Linked DNA regions of Homo sapiens: region 2 is linked to region 1. The links are chromatin loops, found by intact Hi-C in ENCODE. Cell type or tissue: dorsolateral prefrontal cortex. All regions are shown on one strand.

What was found. Peaks named below come from ENCODE experiments on the same cell type or tissue, not always from the same donor. Only the 100,000 strongest peaks of a DNase experiment are listed, where the experiment ranks them.
Region 2: it touches region 1 in a loop (2.1-fold over the local background); 6 of 110 quality-filtered maps call a loop at or near these places.

The regions. Positions count from the first base shown.
Region 1 is chr6:166,631,194-166,639,193 of GRCh38, reverse strand. LOC107986671 (a long non-coding RNA gene) reads right to left here and starts at 5,562. Exons shown (of 3, transcript XR_001744466.2): 1 at 5,180-5,562. It also overlaps a transcript of RPS6KA2 not described here. In dorsolateral prefrontal cortex, no CTCF peak of the experiment used is centred here; no DNase peak of the experiment used is centred here.
Region 2 is chr6:166,753,607-166,761,606 of GRCh38, reverse strand. It overlaps a transcript of RPS6KA2 not described here. Among named protein-coding and RNA genes, the nearest start is that of RPS6KA2, 130 kb to the right of the region's middle. In dorsolateral prefrontal cortex, no CTCF peak of the experiment used is centred here; a DNase peak (open chromatin) is centred at 3,683; H3K4me3 peaks cover 1,512 bases; H3K27ac peaks cover 1,003 bases.

The DNA of each region.
Region 1 (8,000 bases):
GTTTTCAGATACAAATTCTCATATTTGGGAGTCGACTGCCTTCCCAGCCATTTCATTAATTTTCTGTGTGAAACTCTAGGATTTCTACGAATAACTCCATTGAGCACCTTATGATTTATAAAGCCCTTCCACATATTGGTTTAACTGCATGAAATTGCTGTTTGCATAGGTGACGACCTGGTGAGAACAGGGTTTTTTCCCTCTTCTTCCTCCCTCTTCATCCTAAAGTGAGCTTTTTCAACCTCACCATCAACATTTTTAAAAATAGACTTTATTTTTTAAGAGCCATTTTAGGTTCTCAAACAAACTGAGCAGAAGGAACAGAAACTACTGACATTTTTGATGGACACGTCTTGGTAATGAGCCTGTCCTGTACACTGTAGAGGGTTCAGCAGTGCCCGGCCTCAACCCACGAGATGCCGGTAGCCCCACCCAGCTGTGACAATCAAAAATGTCTCTAACACTGCCAGACGTCCCCTGGGACCCATCCTCTACCGCCCCAGAACCACTGTTCTAGAGACTCAGAATTTCAGCCAAAGTCAGGTCATAGGATCTGAACAGCGGGTAGAAATTTAATTCAAGATATTTTACTTCCCAGTGTACAGTCCATCACAGGCTCCTGCTTACCGCGGTCGTTTTTAGATCCGTCTTTCGCCTGTCTCCAGCTACATCTAATTTGCTCTTTAATAAATGGTACACGTGCTCAGCTATATGTAATTCATGTCTTTCCATTTCAAGAGCGACGTTGTTCATTTTTTTATCTGCTTGGTCACTTTGAGTCTCTTGTCTTTAATGGCATTTTCATATCTTGCTTTTATCTCCTTAAGCTTATCAAATCTGACATTCACTGCTCTCTCCTGGAGGGTCCAGTGGCTGGAGCCTGCTCACAGCCGAGTCTGCGGCTGGCTGGCTTTCGGGCTGTGCTCCTGACTTCAGCGGTCTTGTGGATTTTGCGCACAGTGATTGCGAGCTTGCGCTCCTTGGAGCTGTGTCTGAGGGATTTCTTTGAAGCCTGGCTCTAATGCAGATTCCTCTAGAAAGCATTTGTGATTGTTTCTGATAGGCACCTAGGGCAACAACAACTCAAGACCACTTTAAATTGTCAGCCGGAGTTGGTGCTGCTGTTTTCACACAGGCGGTGAACCGAGGCCGTGCCCCTGGGCGAAGGCTGGCTGTGGCCACAAACTCCCAGAGGATTTCCCACGCTCCCGGCCCCCTGCTTAGCGCCAGTGTTCAACCACGATTCCTCATCCAGGGGGTTATGGGGTCCTCCCTCAGCCCCGCCCTCAGGCCAAGTGCAGCGCCCTGCTGGATCCCCACTTTGGGGAGTGGGCTCTGTCCCCTGCGGCCCCCACGGCTGAGACACGGGGTCTTATGCTGCAAATCTGAACCCGCTTCTTGGTTCCTGCCTCTGCTTCCTCACCTCATTGACTTGAACAAACCTGGCTTGAGATTGGGTCAAAACACACATTTCAATGTCCACCAGTGGGACAAACGCCCCCTTCTCCAGTGAGGACCCTATCACTTTCCACAGCTTTTCTTCCCACTCTTGGACAACAGACAGCCCACACTGACTTTAAGTTCTGAGCGCTTGGTTAGTATTTCCGGTCTTCAGGATGGGTCCCTTTCAGAGACCTGCGCAGGCAGCCTGCAGTCTGAGCTTGCTGGCTCTCCTACTCTCCACCTTGTGTGTCCCCTACCACCCTCTCCCCCGACCTGGCACCTGCTCATTGTTCCTCTCGGCTCATTGTTCCTCTCAGGGCCAGAGCCAGGAATGAGGAAGAGGAGGGGAGAGAATGGGCTTCGACTGATCTCCTCTCTTCCCCAGCCTGACCCTTCTCTCCTGGAGGTCCCTGTTGGCTTCACTCCAGGCAGGGTCTCTGAGGACTTCGCATGGCCCCTCCTTGGCCCAGGCCCGGCCTGTAGGAAGCACTCGTGTGTCCTTGGCCAACAAGCCTTGCGCGGACAGGGTCAGCCACCACACAGCCTCTCTGTCCTCCTCGCGTTCCCCTCCAGATGGTCCCAGTGGAAGCCAGACCTAAGCCACCTGGTCCTAGCATATCAGCACTCCCCAAGGGGCCCCACAAAGTCATCCTGCCTGGGCTACAACAACAGAGGCGGCACCTCCCCAGCCCTTTAGGTGGTGGAGAGGAAGGGTGCTCAGCACAGATGCTGCCGAATTTCCTCCCCTGCATGCTCCCCTCCTTTACTCTCCAGGCCATCCTGTGTTCTCAGAGACCGGAGCAGTGTCAGGGTTTTGGAACAGCCTCTCAGCACTTTTTTTTAAAAATTGGCCTATAGCTATTTGTCCTTGAAATTTTCAAACTTAGTGTATCTCAGGGAGTTGGTAGAAACTTTCCTTTCAAATGATCAATCCTGAAATCCTGTTTGTTCTAAATTTAACCCTGGAGTTCATCCACTTCCCTTCGGCCACACCCTGCTTCTCCTGGCCTCGTTCCCCAATGTCTTTATTCAACAAGGGCAGCAGATATCCACGGAGTGCCTACTGTGAGCTGGGCTCTGTGTCACAGCAGCCTCTGGGATGTTAAAGTTCCTGTCCTTTAGGGCCTTATATTGTGATTACTGGAGACAAGCATTTAAAAGGTGAAAAGGATGAAGGAGAAGGAGGAAGAGGAAGAGGAGAAGGAGGAGGAGGAGGAGAAATATGTGGAGGAGGAGAAAAGGAAGAAGAATCACATATTATCAGAAGTTTTGTAAAGAAAATGAGCATGAGGTGTTCTAGAGAGTAGTGGAGAGAGGCCCTGTCTGAGATAGGCTATCCAGAAAGGCCTCTGCAGGGAGGTGCTGATTCAAGCCTGTCTGAGATAGGCTATCCAGAAAGGCCTCTGCAGGGAGGCGCTGATTCAAGCCTGTCCGAGATAGGCTATCCAGAAAGGCCTCTGCAGGGAGGTACTGATTCAAGCTGGAAGCCAAAGCTTGAGAGCGAGCTGGAACAGGGGCCCAGGCAGAGGAAGGAGCCAGAACCCAAGGCTGGAGGTGGGACGGCCTTGGCGGTTCCAAGAATGAAGGGAAGGCCAGGCTGGTGGAGCCCAGGAGCAGGGTGGGGCAGGGCGGGATGGGCGGTAGGTGGTGAGACCCAGGGTCTTTGTAGCAGAGTCAGTGTAGGCAGAACGAGGAGTTTGGGTTTTATTATACTTTACTGGCAAGAAAGTAAGAAGCCTGGAAGAGTTATAAGCAGAGAAGTGGATGATTGGATTTGGATTTATGTGGAATGGCCATGGGCGGCCAAGCTAGCAGGTGACCACCCTGGTCTAGAGTAGGGTTGGTGGCTTGTCCTGGAGTGGACGCAGAAGACGAGCAGGGTCAGACTTAAGACACCCTTTACCGGACACACCCAGGTCACCCTCCTGGGGTGGATGCAGCCTTCTCCCCAGGGTGGGGATGGTGGCTTGTCCTGGGGTGAGCGCAGTAGGTGGGCAGGCTCAGAGTTGAACGTCCTTCTGCAGACACACCCAGGTGATGCTCATGGCATCCTCCTGCCAAAGCCTCCCGGGCTCTTCCTCCTCTTCTGGGGTAAACTCCATGGGGCTCTCTACCATGTGACCTAGCACCCCTCTTCTGCCCTGTCCCCACTCCAACACACCCTCACACAGCAGCCAAATGAACCTCCTCAGGACCATGCTCTCACTGGCCTTTAGCCTGAGCTTCCCTGACGGAACACCCTTGTCTGTCCCTGTGTATCTGGCTGGCGCTTGCTCATCATAGCCTGTGAATGTAGCAGTCATCTGCGAGACTAAGGGCTCCTCTGGGGGCTCCCGTAGGGCTTTCTCTCCCCTCTAAAGCCCTTCCTGCCTGGGAGTGAACGCACCCTGGCTTGTCTGTGCTACCCCAGAGACTGCAGTGCCCGTCAGGGCAGGAGTCCCTGCTGTGCCCAGCCCCTCAGATCCCAGCCTCAGCACAGCCCACAGCAGCAGGCACAGTAGATGCGCAGAGGACCTGGGTTGATGAATGACACTGGGCTCCTGCCGTGGTTCTCTAACTCATTCATGCCAAGGTGTACGTGGGAGAGAAGTGATTGATAATTAGTGAGTCACAAACATGAATACAACCAAGTATGCCCCACACGGTCACTTTCACGTACTACCGTTGGCTCTCCGTTATCACAAGTCTTTTTAAAATTATTATAATTTAAAAATTATGGTCTCATTTTCCTCATATTTTAAAAAATTGTTCTAGTTCTTGAATATTAGTTTTTTTCCTGTGGATTTTTAAGGATGTGAGGTATTTATGGTGTGAAACTATACCAAACACTAAAAAAATCTGCAAATGAACACTGAGTGTAGTGGCTCACACCTGTAACCCCAGCACTTTGGGAGGCTGAGGTGGGCGGACCACTTGAGGTCAGGAATTCGAGACCAGCCTGGTCAACATGGCAAAACCCCATCTCTACTAAAAGTACAAAAATTAGCTGGGCAAGGTGGCGCACACCTGTAGCCCCAGCGACTCAACAATCACAGGAGGAGGAGGTTGCAGTGAGCTGAGTTCACACCACTGCACTCCAGCCTGGGGGACAGAGTGAGATTCTGCCTCAAAAAACATTTGCAAATGAAATTCCCTTTTTAGAGTTATGTGTTATTTTCTCATCTCACATAATTTACACATGTCTTTGTTTTTCCATGTTTGTGGTCATGTTGGAATAAAACCTGACAGTTTTGCAAGTCATGGATTTACAGGGAAGCATCTGAGTGAACTGTGTAAAAGCTCAGCGATTTCGATTTCGATTTTGATTTCGAGGTGGTAAAATGGAGGGATGAGGAAGGGGGAGGAGCAACTCAGAGGTGGCGCCTGTGGACGCAAGGACTTATCCTGGAAACGTCCGGCCCCATTTCCTTCCCCTCAGCCCGTGGGTCTGCGGCAAGTTCTGCTCCCAGTGTTACTGCCCACCTCGGCCTCTTGCTCTCCATCACTGTGGCCACTGCGGTTTGCTCTTCATGAGGACACTGTCCTGCCCCACAAGACTGTCACAGGGGCACCTCCCCGAATCTGCTTCCTCTGCTGTGCACCCTGCTGCCAGGAGAACTTTCTCAAATGCAAGTGTGTCCCTGTCGTCCTTGGCTTCACGTTTCAGTGGCCTCTTTGTTAAGCTGAGAACAAACGTCATTCCCTCTGCCTGACCCCACGCCCTGAGCCCACACTCTGCCCACACAGTGTCACTCACCCCAGGGCCTTTGCGCAAGCTGCTCTTTCTTTCTGCTCTCGTCTCCACTTGCCTGGTTTGAAAAACCGTCCCCGTGTCCCTCTAGTCCTTCCTCCCTCCCCATGGGCCAGCTGCATGTTTGTCTGCCTTAAAGCGTGGCACGTTCCGCTGACTCATAGTATATTTTTGTATCTGATCATTTGTCACTAGCCCGTGATGATCTTGTGAGAGGGCACAGTGCTGAGTACAGAGGAAGAGATCATGAAATGCATGATACGTGAATAAATTCAAACAAGTAATTCTTCCATCCTATAATTATAACTGTAATTATAATCTCACAGCATTTTCTACCATAATGTTTTACAAATATTATGACTATTAAATAATCTGTAAGTAACTTTTATAAAAATTTAGATTTAGTAACTAGATTTAAGTCTGGATTAACCGAGTGAATAACGAATGCCTTGCTCAGTATATCAGTTAGGATTCCTTTGGCTGCTAATGACAGAAAACTCAGCTCAACGAGAAGATTTATTTTCCACAGAAGTAAGCCTCAAAGCGGTTTGGCTGCAGACTTGGTTAATGCAGTAACTCAACAGTGTTATCAAGGATCCAAAATGTTTCCAGTTTTCTGCTGTGCCATGCTTAGCATGACCTCATGGGCCCAAAGTACTGCTAGCTCTGAGCATCCCATCCTTACACACTGGCCAGAGGTAGAAGAAGAAACTCACCCCTTTACTCTGCCCCAATTTCCTTTCTTGCTCTGTGGACTTAGGCAATCTCCTCTGAGGTTGTTTTTTGGTTTTTGGTGTTTTTGAGATGGGCTCTCACTCTGTTACCCAGGCTGGAGTGCAGTGGCACGATCTCAGCTCACTGCCGTCTCCGCCTCCCAGGTTCAAGTGATCGTCCCACTTCAGCCTCCCAAGTAGCTGGGACCACAGGCACACACCACCACATCCAACTAATTTTTGTATTTTTTAGTAGAGAAAACATGGGTTTTGCCATATTGCCCAAGTTGGCCTTGAACTCCTGGGCTCAAGTGATCTGCCCATCTCGGCCTCCCGAAATGCTGGGATTGCAGGCATGAGCCCCTGCGCCCGGCCCCGAGGTATTTCACGCCCATGTTGAGTCCACGTTGTCCTCTGGCCTCCCCACACCGCTCAGTGTGCCTCTGCCTCTCCCCGACCCTGTTCCTGAGTTGCGCTGTCTGTCCCTGCTTTCTCCTCCCTCACTAAGCTCGGGCTCCCAGTTTCCTTTCCTTTGGGTTAAGTTCCTTCTTGGTCTCCTGGTCTTTGTGTCTGTCTTCTGGTCTTTCTCCTCTGTGTTGTTGCTGTTGATTTCTGTATGTCCTTCCTCATTCATTCTTTTTATTTTCTCCAGCTTTGTTGAGGTATAATTGACAAAGAAATTTTTTTTTTTTTTTTGAGATGGAGTTTCGCTCTTGTTGCCCAGGCTGGAGTGCAATGGTATGATCTCCACTCACTGCAACTCTGCCTCCCAGGTTCAAGGGATGCTCCTGCCTTAGCCTCCCGAGTAGCTGGGATTACAGGCATGCGCCACCATGCCCGGCTAATTTTGTATTTTTAGTAGAGAAGGGGTTTCTCCATGTTGGTCAGGCTGGTCTCGAACTCCTGATCTCAGGTGATCTGCCCACCTCAGCCTCCCAAAGTGCTGGGATTATAGGCGTGAGCTACCCCGTGCAGCCAAAAGTTGCATAATTTAAGGGACACCCCATGGTGTTTGCTGTAGGTATACCTCATGTAAGGGTTCCCACAATCAAGCTAATGAACACACCCATCATCTCACATAGCTACCTGCGGGCAACACAGGTGGGCCTGGGGACATCATACTAAGTGGAATAAGCCAGACATGGGGAGACAAATGTCCATGATCTCACTTATCTGTGGAGTCTAAAAACTCCCCAGGGCTGGGGGTGGGGAAGGGCGATGTTGCTCAAAGGGTACAAAGCTTCAGCTATGAGGCAGACAGGTCCTGGAGGTTGAAGGCACCGCATGGCAGCTGGAGTTAGTATCCTGGAAATGTGCGGAGAGGAGCGCTGTCCCCACCGCCTCTCTGTCTGAATTTCATCTCTCTCATGTGGTGTTTGATTTAGGTCTTTTCGAGGCATTTACACCTTAGCTGATACTGGTGCTGCCCTGAGGTGCCACCTGTCTGGGCTCCGTTTGCCGCGCAGCCTCTCTCTGGTCTGTCTCTGCTCCGCTGTGTCTATGACTGCTCTGTGTGTTCGCATCTATCTCTTGGGTTCCACTGTCTCAAAGAGAAAAAGGGCTCACTGAGGCAGGGCCCTCCCTTCTCGCTGTTTGGGAGTCATGACTCCAGCCGTGCTCCGCTGACACCATGGAAGGCACCAGAGTGCCCCAGGCAGAGGGACGAAAAAAAATCTGTGTTACCAGGAAAGTTATTTGATCAGCCTCTCTGTAGATTCTGGCCCTATGGTTTATAAATGGGTTTCAAAAGAAAGTGGTATGAAGGAACATAGTATTTAAAAACCAATAAAATCCAAAGCTGTCCTCACAGCGGGCTGGCGGGGGAGGTGTTGCAGGTGAAGCCCACCTTCTGTGAGCCCTGTGCCTTCCTACCCAGGTTGGATGGGGGATGAGGGCTCCAGCGGGGAGGGAGGAAGCCAACCATGATGGTTTCCACAGCTTGAAACCCAATGTGGTTTTTCTTCCTAAATGTAAGCCAGTCAATAAGGGTCAAGTACAACTGGCCTGTGGGTTTCCACCTGCCTCTCCTGACTACTCAGAAACCAGGCCCTCTGGTTTCAAATGTAAATTCCATTTCCTGGTACTTCACCATTAGAGCTTTATTTCTGTCATTT
Region 2 (8,000 bases), 120 kb before region 1:
CACGAAACAGATGCTTTCCGCTGTGTCGTGGTTGTTTATTCTTTGGGCTGAATTGTGTGAGCGTTTTGGTTCTGCTGCTGGAAGGTGGATGCTCACCTGTCAACAATAGCAATGCTTTTAAAGCCATAGCCAATACACAGTAATAGCTGCTTTTCACCAATTAGCCAGAGATGTTTTCAAAATAATGTCTTTAAAAATGTATTTGGTAGATGAGTAAGCCAAGATTGTTATGATGATTTCCCCATGGCATAAAATAAAAGGCAGCCAGGTGTGGTGGCTCATGCCTGTAATCCCAGCACTTTGGGAGGCTGAGGCGGGCAGATCACTTGAGGTCAGGAGTTCGAGACCAGCCCGGGCAACATGGTGAAATCCTGTCTCTACAAAAAATACAAAATTTAGCCGGGTGCGGTGGCTACTTAAGAGGCTAAAATACAACAATTGCTTGAACCCGGGAGGCGGAGGTTGCAGTGAGCCGAGATCGCACCACTGCACTCCAGCCTGGGCAACAGAGCAAGACTCGGTCTCAGAAATGAATAAAAGGCAATTTCTTGCCATCATCACCACGACAACATTCAGTTCGCAAACTCACATCCACCTGCAATTAAATGCCATTAAGAATGAAGGGTTTCCATTGCAAACCCACTAGCTCTCACATGACCACCATTTAGCCAGAGACCAAAGGCCTGATTTATTTTGCTAATGCACTTTCAAAAGTACCAAGTCCTGGAAAATTTCCTTTTAATTCTTATGGAAGTTTGGATTGAATTGTATTTAGGATAACTGTAAATACAGATACCAAAACCCAAATGACTGTAGGTGAGGATTATTCGGACCCTTTGTGCCTCCATTTCCCCCATCCGATTCTTCTTTCCCCAACTCAGTATCCATGCACGTTGCCATCAGGTTGGAAATGGGAAGAGGGATTGCCAGTGAGCAGGCTATTTCAAGCGATTCCAGCAAAATATGTGGTGCAGGAAAGATGAGCATTTTTGGCCGAGCCATTTTCAAGCTTTCCGTGGCTTGCACTGATCTAACCTATGCTAGTTTCCTGTTGCCAGGAGCGATAGAATCAACCTGGAGTCCTCACAGTCTCAAACCAGACCGCGATGGGGGTGGGGGCGGTGCCCACATACTCTGTGCGATGATCTTATCACTTTGACATTCAGTAGATCGCTTTGGTGAGTTCATCTTCGATGTAGTTCAATTGCTTTGCTTGACTTGGGTATTTTTCCTTTGGAGATTAGACCAGCTCAATATATCCTCGAAAGAAGATGTTTATACAATTGTAAACACAATTTCTTAAGAAGCCTTTCACTTTTACTCTGTGTGCAAAATTACCTAAGGAAATATTTGTTCACCAGAATGAGCCCACCTTCCTCTCTCCAAATCGCCATTCCCCAGGTGCCCCTGATTTGCCTAAGCTGGGAACATTGCCCTACATGAGCTACGCATCTTTGCCAACCGAATGAATAGGTTACAGATAGCCAAAAGAAACCTTCCGTTTTTATTCCTGTGTATTTGAAACAATACCAGGGCCCCAACACCACACCCTCAAACAAAAATTTAGTAAAAATTTCTAAATCTCAATCAAGCCTGAATACTACATATTTTAAAATTAAAACAAAGTATTTGTGAAGGACCACAGAGTTAAGTTTTCAGGAAAATATTTTATATTGTCCTCCTTCGACACTCAGAAATCCCCTGCAGTAGGGCTTCACCAAGCACAAACCTCTCTGTACAATGGTGGGAACGGCGCTGCGTTGACCGCTGGGCGAGGATACGGACTCGGCTGCGGCTGTGTCTTCCGCAGGAGCTGAGGCTGCAGCCAGCGGTAGACGGTATGAGAAGACGCCAGCAGTGTGTTTCCAGGAAGCAGGAGTGCCTATTTCTGTGAAAGGCTGCACATATATTTTAAGATCCAGCATTTTCAAAGAGGTGAAATGTGGATGTGGATTCATTTTGGAGAAAAGAAATAGAACTGGGATTGTTTTAAAGCTCCTGATGATTTCACAGAGAGAAGTCAAGGCTGAAACACACCAGCAGTGCTGAGACTCACATAAAATCACAGAGACGAAATTTCGTGAGACTAGAAAGAGCCTTATTTTCTATTAATCTCCCCGTGTTATTATTTTGGGCCAGCAAAAGTAGCAAAAGGTAATTGAGAAATTTTGGAAGACAGAGGCATTTTCTTCTGTTGCCATAACTTGGCCTGTGAACAAACCGTGCTCTATTCTCAAAGTAACAGCTCAGAAGTGTGACCGTTCTGCTTAGAAGTAATATTTGCCAACGGCTCCAGAATAGAAAAAAATGTGTATATAATGGCAGATGTATGGCATGTGTTTCTAAAAATGTTACATTATAGGTTCTTAATAAAGTTCCCATAGTGGAAAGTAGGGTTAATAAAAATGATCCCTTAGAAAGTCCCTCTGAAGGACTGACCAAAGCTCCTTTCAGTTGTTATTTACCTGAAGTATGTATGTATCTGTGTAGACGCAGACCTGCACACACAGGCACACACATGTGCACACACACACACACACGAATGCAACATTGACCTGGATAAATGAGTTTTAATCAGCTCTGCATTCAAGGGAAAGAACATACGCCATGTGTGCTCTGGAAGCCACGAAATGGGTGAAAAGTTGTTTTGGTAGAACCCATTTCCTGAAATAGCAACCACTGGAGAAAGGACGATTGCACTTCAACTATTTCTGTCTGATTGGGAAGGAAATATTCTTTATCTCAATGTCTTGGAGTAAGGAAGGGATGGACAGGGCCCCGTCTTTTAGCAATGCACTACCCTAAATCAAGGTCATTTCTGTCCATTTCAGTCTTAAATTTCCTCTTTGCCTTTGCTTCCTTCTTTTCAAGTCCTGTGTTTTTATATCTGTTTATTTCCACACCTGCATCCTTAGCCGTGGCCTCTATTGTCTGTCACCTCGAAGGCGATTGTCAGTTGGTAGGTCTCTTCTGTTGCATCTGTAGGTTTTCAGAGGAGAAAGCTATTTATGTATTAACAAGAAGCTATACCAGTAAACAAAGGAAACTCCGCCAGTGTCCTGGGTCTGACTCTGAACCTGCCGCCTGTACTCAGCAGCTGCCAATCACACGGAGCCCTGGACGCTTCTGGCAGAACCAAGGCAGGGCTCCATGGCAAGTGAAAGCAAGAAAGGGGCTGATGTTCTGGAAACATGGGAATTCAGTTTTGATCAGGAAAACAAAGCAAATGTTTATGTTAGCCAGAGAGGACATATTCCGAGTTAGCCCGGGAAAAGCTTGTAGAGAGAACGTGCATGCATGTGCACGTGCCTGTGTCTCTGGGGCGGAGGCATCATCTGGAGGGGTAATACAGGGTGATGACATCCTCGCACCCTTGGTGTGCATTCACTGACCCAGCGCCACCTAAAGAAATAAGCAACCATTTTCATTCACCTTCCTCCTACGCCTGCCTCCTCCTTTCAGTTTAAATGACACAGAGAAGGACCGAAGTGTCTTTTCATGCACTGCTAAGGCACGTTGCCAGCCTGGCTGTGGGCAAGTGGGGGCAGGTGTGCGTTGAGGAGGACCTCAGGCCTGCCCCTCAGAGTGTCTTTGATGGTTTCTGACATTTGATTGCCTCTAAGTGACGCTTCTGCTTTGCCGGCTTCTGCCAGATGTTGTGTTCCAGCCTGCTGGGATTCGGAGCAGCATGAGTAACTTCGCATTCTCATCAGAGGAGAAGGCCAGCCTCGGGGCTGAGGTTTTCTCAGCTTCTCTCCTTTGCTTCTGAGTTTGCAAAGCGGGGGTTTTGTCTGCAGCCAGAGTTTTTTCAACTCACAGCTGGTGCCTGTGAGGGGCAGGACTCCCGGCTTGGGAATCTGTGGCTGCCTGGAGAGGGGTGAGGGGAGGGAAGAGGAGGTGTGCGGGGTGGCTGCCTGGTGACGAGGACGGGCGCAGCAGCCCACAAGGTGATAAAAGGAGTGGCGGCTGCCCTGGCAGAATGGCTGGACGGCAAGGGGAGCCCGGCCCCCGGGACCTGGGGAGTGCATCATGATGATCAGGCTGCCACACAAGAAGCTGCAGAGACTGTTCCTCAGAAAGGTAAGGGAGGGCTCGCAGGAAATGGGGGTCCCAGGGAGCTTGGCAGTTTTTATTTACTGCTGGGAAATCACGGGTGTGACAGAGCTTGGGCGGCCAGGGGCAAGCTGTTTTCTGGGCGGAGTGGAATCTCACAGATCATGAACACAGGTCTCGGAGCGGTGCCAAGAGCAGGTCCTCATGTCTGGCTGAAGTTTGCCTTGTTTTTAATTTATCTTGTGTTTGAGGGTGTGTTTGAGCCCAAGAAAACTTAATGTTTCTGTTCCCAAGTGTATTTTCACAACTGAGGGGAAGGGTGTCCGTAATTTTTCTGCAAGTGCAGAAGCAAAGGGGAGAAAATATGACAAAGCTGACGTTTATTTTTACTGTTACTAAAAGGTAAAGTTTTGGGTGAAGAGAACCAACTCTTCAAGAGCTAGCAGTTTGCCCTTTAAAAAATTGTTTCTGCTTTTTTTTATGTGATGGTGAAATGTGCGTAAGATTTTTCAGTTTTAACCATTTTTAAGTGCACAGTTCAGCGGCATTAAGTATATTCACATTGGGCAGCCACCACCACCGCCATCTCCGCGACGTTTTCATCATCCCAAACTGAAGCTCTGTTCCCATTAAACACTCCTCATTCCTCCCACCCTTGAGGTTGCCCATTTTATTTTACTATTTATTTTTATTTTATTTTATTTTTTGAGACGGAGTTTCGCTGTTGTTGCCTAGGCTGGAGTGCAATGGCGCCATCTCGGCTCACCACAACCTCCGCCTCCCGGGTTCAAGCAGTTCTCCTGCCTCAGCCCCCTAAGTAGCTGGGATTACAGGCATGCGCCACCATGCCTGGCTAATTTTGTATTTTAGTAGAGATGGGGTTTCTCCATGTTGGTCAGGTTGGTCTCGAACTCCTGACCTCAGGTGATCCACCCACCTTGGCCTCCCAAAGAGGTGGGATTACAGGTGTGAGCCGCCACACCCAGCCGAGATTGCCCATTTTTAAGTGAGTTAACCCAAACGTGTTTATAATCATATGTAATCAGAGTGCATCAGATTAGGATCCAAACCAGGTCATGCTAATTGCTCCTACAATCTGTTGAGAAATTGCTGTTAAGTGTAACTCATGTAATTCTTTTTAAAAAGAAAAAATATGAAATACAGTGTTCTAGAAATCACTGACAGACCCATGGGTATGACATTATTTTGAAAGAAAATCTGTGACTTTCCAACTGTGTGCACATTTTGTTTTTGGTTTTTTTTTGAGACGGAGTCTCGCTCTGTTGCCCAGGCTGGAGTGCAGTGGTGCGATCTCGGCTCACTGCAAGCTCTGCCTCCTGGGTTCACGCCATTCTCCTGCCTCACCCTCCCGAGTAGCTGGGACTACAGGCTCCTGCCACCACGCCTGGCTAATTTTTTGTATTTTTAGTAGAGACAGGGTTTCACCGTGTTAGCCAGGATGGTCTCCATCTCCTGACCTCATGATCCACCCGCCTCGGCCACAGAATATAATTTTAAGGAATATTTATATTTTATTTTGAAATTACTCCTGAAATAATATTATTTTAAATAATTATATAATGTGAATGAAAGTTGTTTACTTCAACTTTTGGAATTAAGAAAACTGAGCATAAAGAAAACAAGTGGCTTATCCACACGTGACAAGCACAGACAGGTCTCTAAGTGTGAATTCCAGCTCCTTACCCAGCTCAGCCCTGAGTCCGTTACATCTTGACATCAGCTTCTCATGCAGTTGTTTGCTCTGATTTAAATAAAGTCACATCAGTGGGGGTATTTCCTTACCGACACCCCGTCTTACGTCCGAAAGATGTCAGTAAACTTACCTATATTCCATACAAGGCTAAGCTAATCCATAAGTGCGTTTGTTTAGGTGAAGGAAAGGAGGAGGTAGGAAGCTGGGCCGGAGCGCAGCAGCCATGGTGCGTGTCGAAAGGACCCCCAGCCCTGCGGAAGGTGGGCCTGGGTGTGATTCTGAGATTGCTGGATTCTCAAGGAGTGGAGCGCAGCAGGGCAGACTGGAAACATAAAAACAAAACAAGCAAAATAAATAAATAAATAAATAAACCCCAGTTGTGTAGGTAAACACATCTCTTTCTGTTCCGAGCCCTGTAAGAAACATCTCCTGCTGGTTCTCCTGGAGAGTTCACCGTATAAAGGAGTGAACACCCTGAACAGAATGCATCTAGGAGGCCCAATGCATCTCTTCATAAGGTTTTTGCCATGCCCGGGGTTGTAGGCTGGGGCGGTAAGGCTAAAACGGAAAGCAGAGAAAGCACTCCTACTGGGAATCCACACTGCAGAGACCAGCAAGCTGCCCTTGGAAGATCTGCCTTTACCCCAGGGGCCATCTGAGGCCACCTAGAAGTATGCGTGGATGCAAACCTCCAAGCCACCCTTCACGGCTTTGGCTGAGGAATCATACATTTGTTGGAATTCAGTGGCCCTGGGTCTGGGCTCCTTGACAAGCACAGGATTATAGATTTTCTGTGTTCCAGGTTACGAGGAGGGGCTCGTGGAATCTGGAAGCTGGAAGGGGTCATTGAAATCACAGAGCCCAACCCCTTCATTGCACACATGAGGAGGCTGAGGCCGAGAGTTGAGATTCCTGACCCAAGTTCACCCTGTGACGAGTGAGCGACAGGGCAGGGCCTGAACCCGCCGCCCTGGGCACCCATCTCAGAGCCCTTCCCTGAGACCACAATGGTCAAACATGGCATTGGGAGGGTGCAGCACACCAGCCTGAGGACTGGGAAAGGGACCTCTACCTGTCTACACTAACCAGGCCTTGTCATTTTCCGCATCTGATGCTTTGACATTGGTGGGGAGCAGGGGGAGGCTTGCTGGCCCTGGAGAGGCTGCTCCCCCAGGGTTTCTAATTCCCAGACACAGCAGGCAACTCACCCAGGAGTGCACTTTTCAAATGCAAACCAGAGCCCACCCCCACCACCTCCTTTATGGACTCTCACGCTCTGGGCCACATCCTCCTGCCCTAATCCTCCCAGGGCCCAGTACCAGCCAGCGAGGGCAACCCCCTGTGCAGCAGGGCCCACGGGAACTGCCCTTACCAACCAGTCCCATGCAGGCTCACCCTGGCTCACCTGTTCCTTCCCTGGAAGCCACGTGAAAGGCCCCTGCCCACACGTTCCTGCACCCCTCTGCCTCCAGACAGGCTCAGTGCATCCCTGAGTGGTCCCCAGGGCTTGGCCCCCTCTCTTGGGATCTGTGAGTAACAAACTCTCTTTTCGCTGACAGTTGTCTCCTGACCTGTTGCCCTGCCACACCTGAATAATAATAGAGCCTAAGTTTTAAAACACTGTCAGTTGTTTTTAAAACTGGTAGCTTTTGTGTATTCAAGATTCTTCCAACATACATGATGTGGGAAATGCAAAAATAGGTGAGAATTGTGCCTGAGAAACCGTTCCAGGCACTGAGGCGGTCCTAGGCAGTCATCACTGCATGCACCTCGGGCCTCAGGGAGACTGAGGTCTTGTGTGGCTGGGGCTCGGGGCTGGATTCTCACGGGAAGACGGACGGCACAGGAGAGCATTACAGATCAAGTTCAAGCATGGCCAAAGGCACTTTCCAGAATTTGGGTTCCTCATCATGCTTGTGTTGGGTTAGTACGTTTCTGACAGTCGTCTCTCTTGAAATTTCGGGAAAGTGGGCATCTTCTTGTAGAGGATCCCAGAGCTCTTGATCTGTTTTCTTCATTATTAACCGTGATAGCTCATGGGCAACGCAGCTCAGTGTATTTTCCCAGTTTCATGGTTGCTAATGACTGTTTAACAACCACAATAAGTGTGGTAATAAGGGCTTTATTATAATAACACCACACATTAACACAATCTAAATAACAGTCAAGATGTGTTTGTAGGGAGGTGACAAACTTTCATAATAACAACAGTTAACTTTATGTCCCTGTGGAT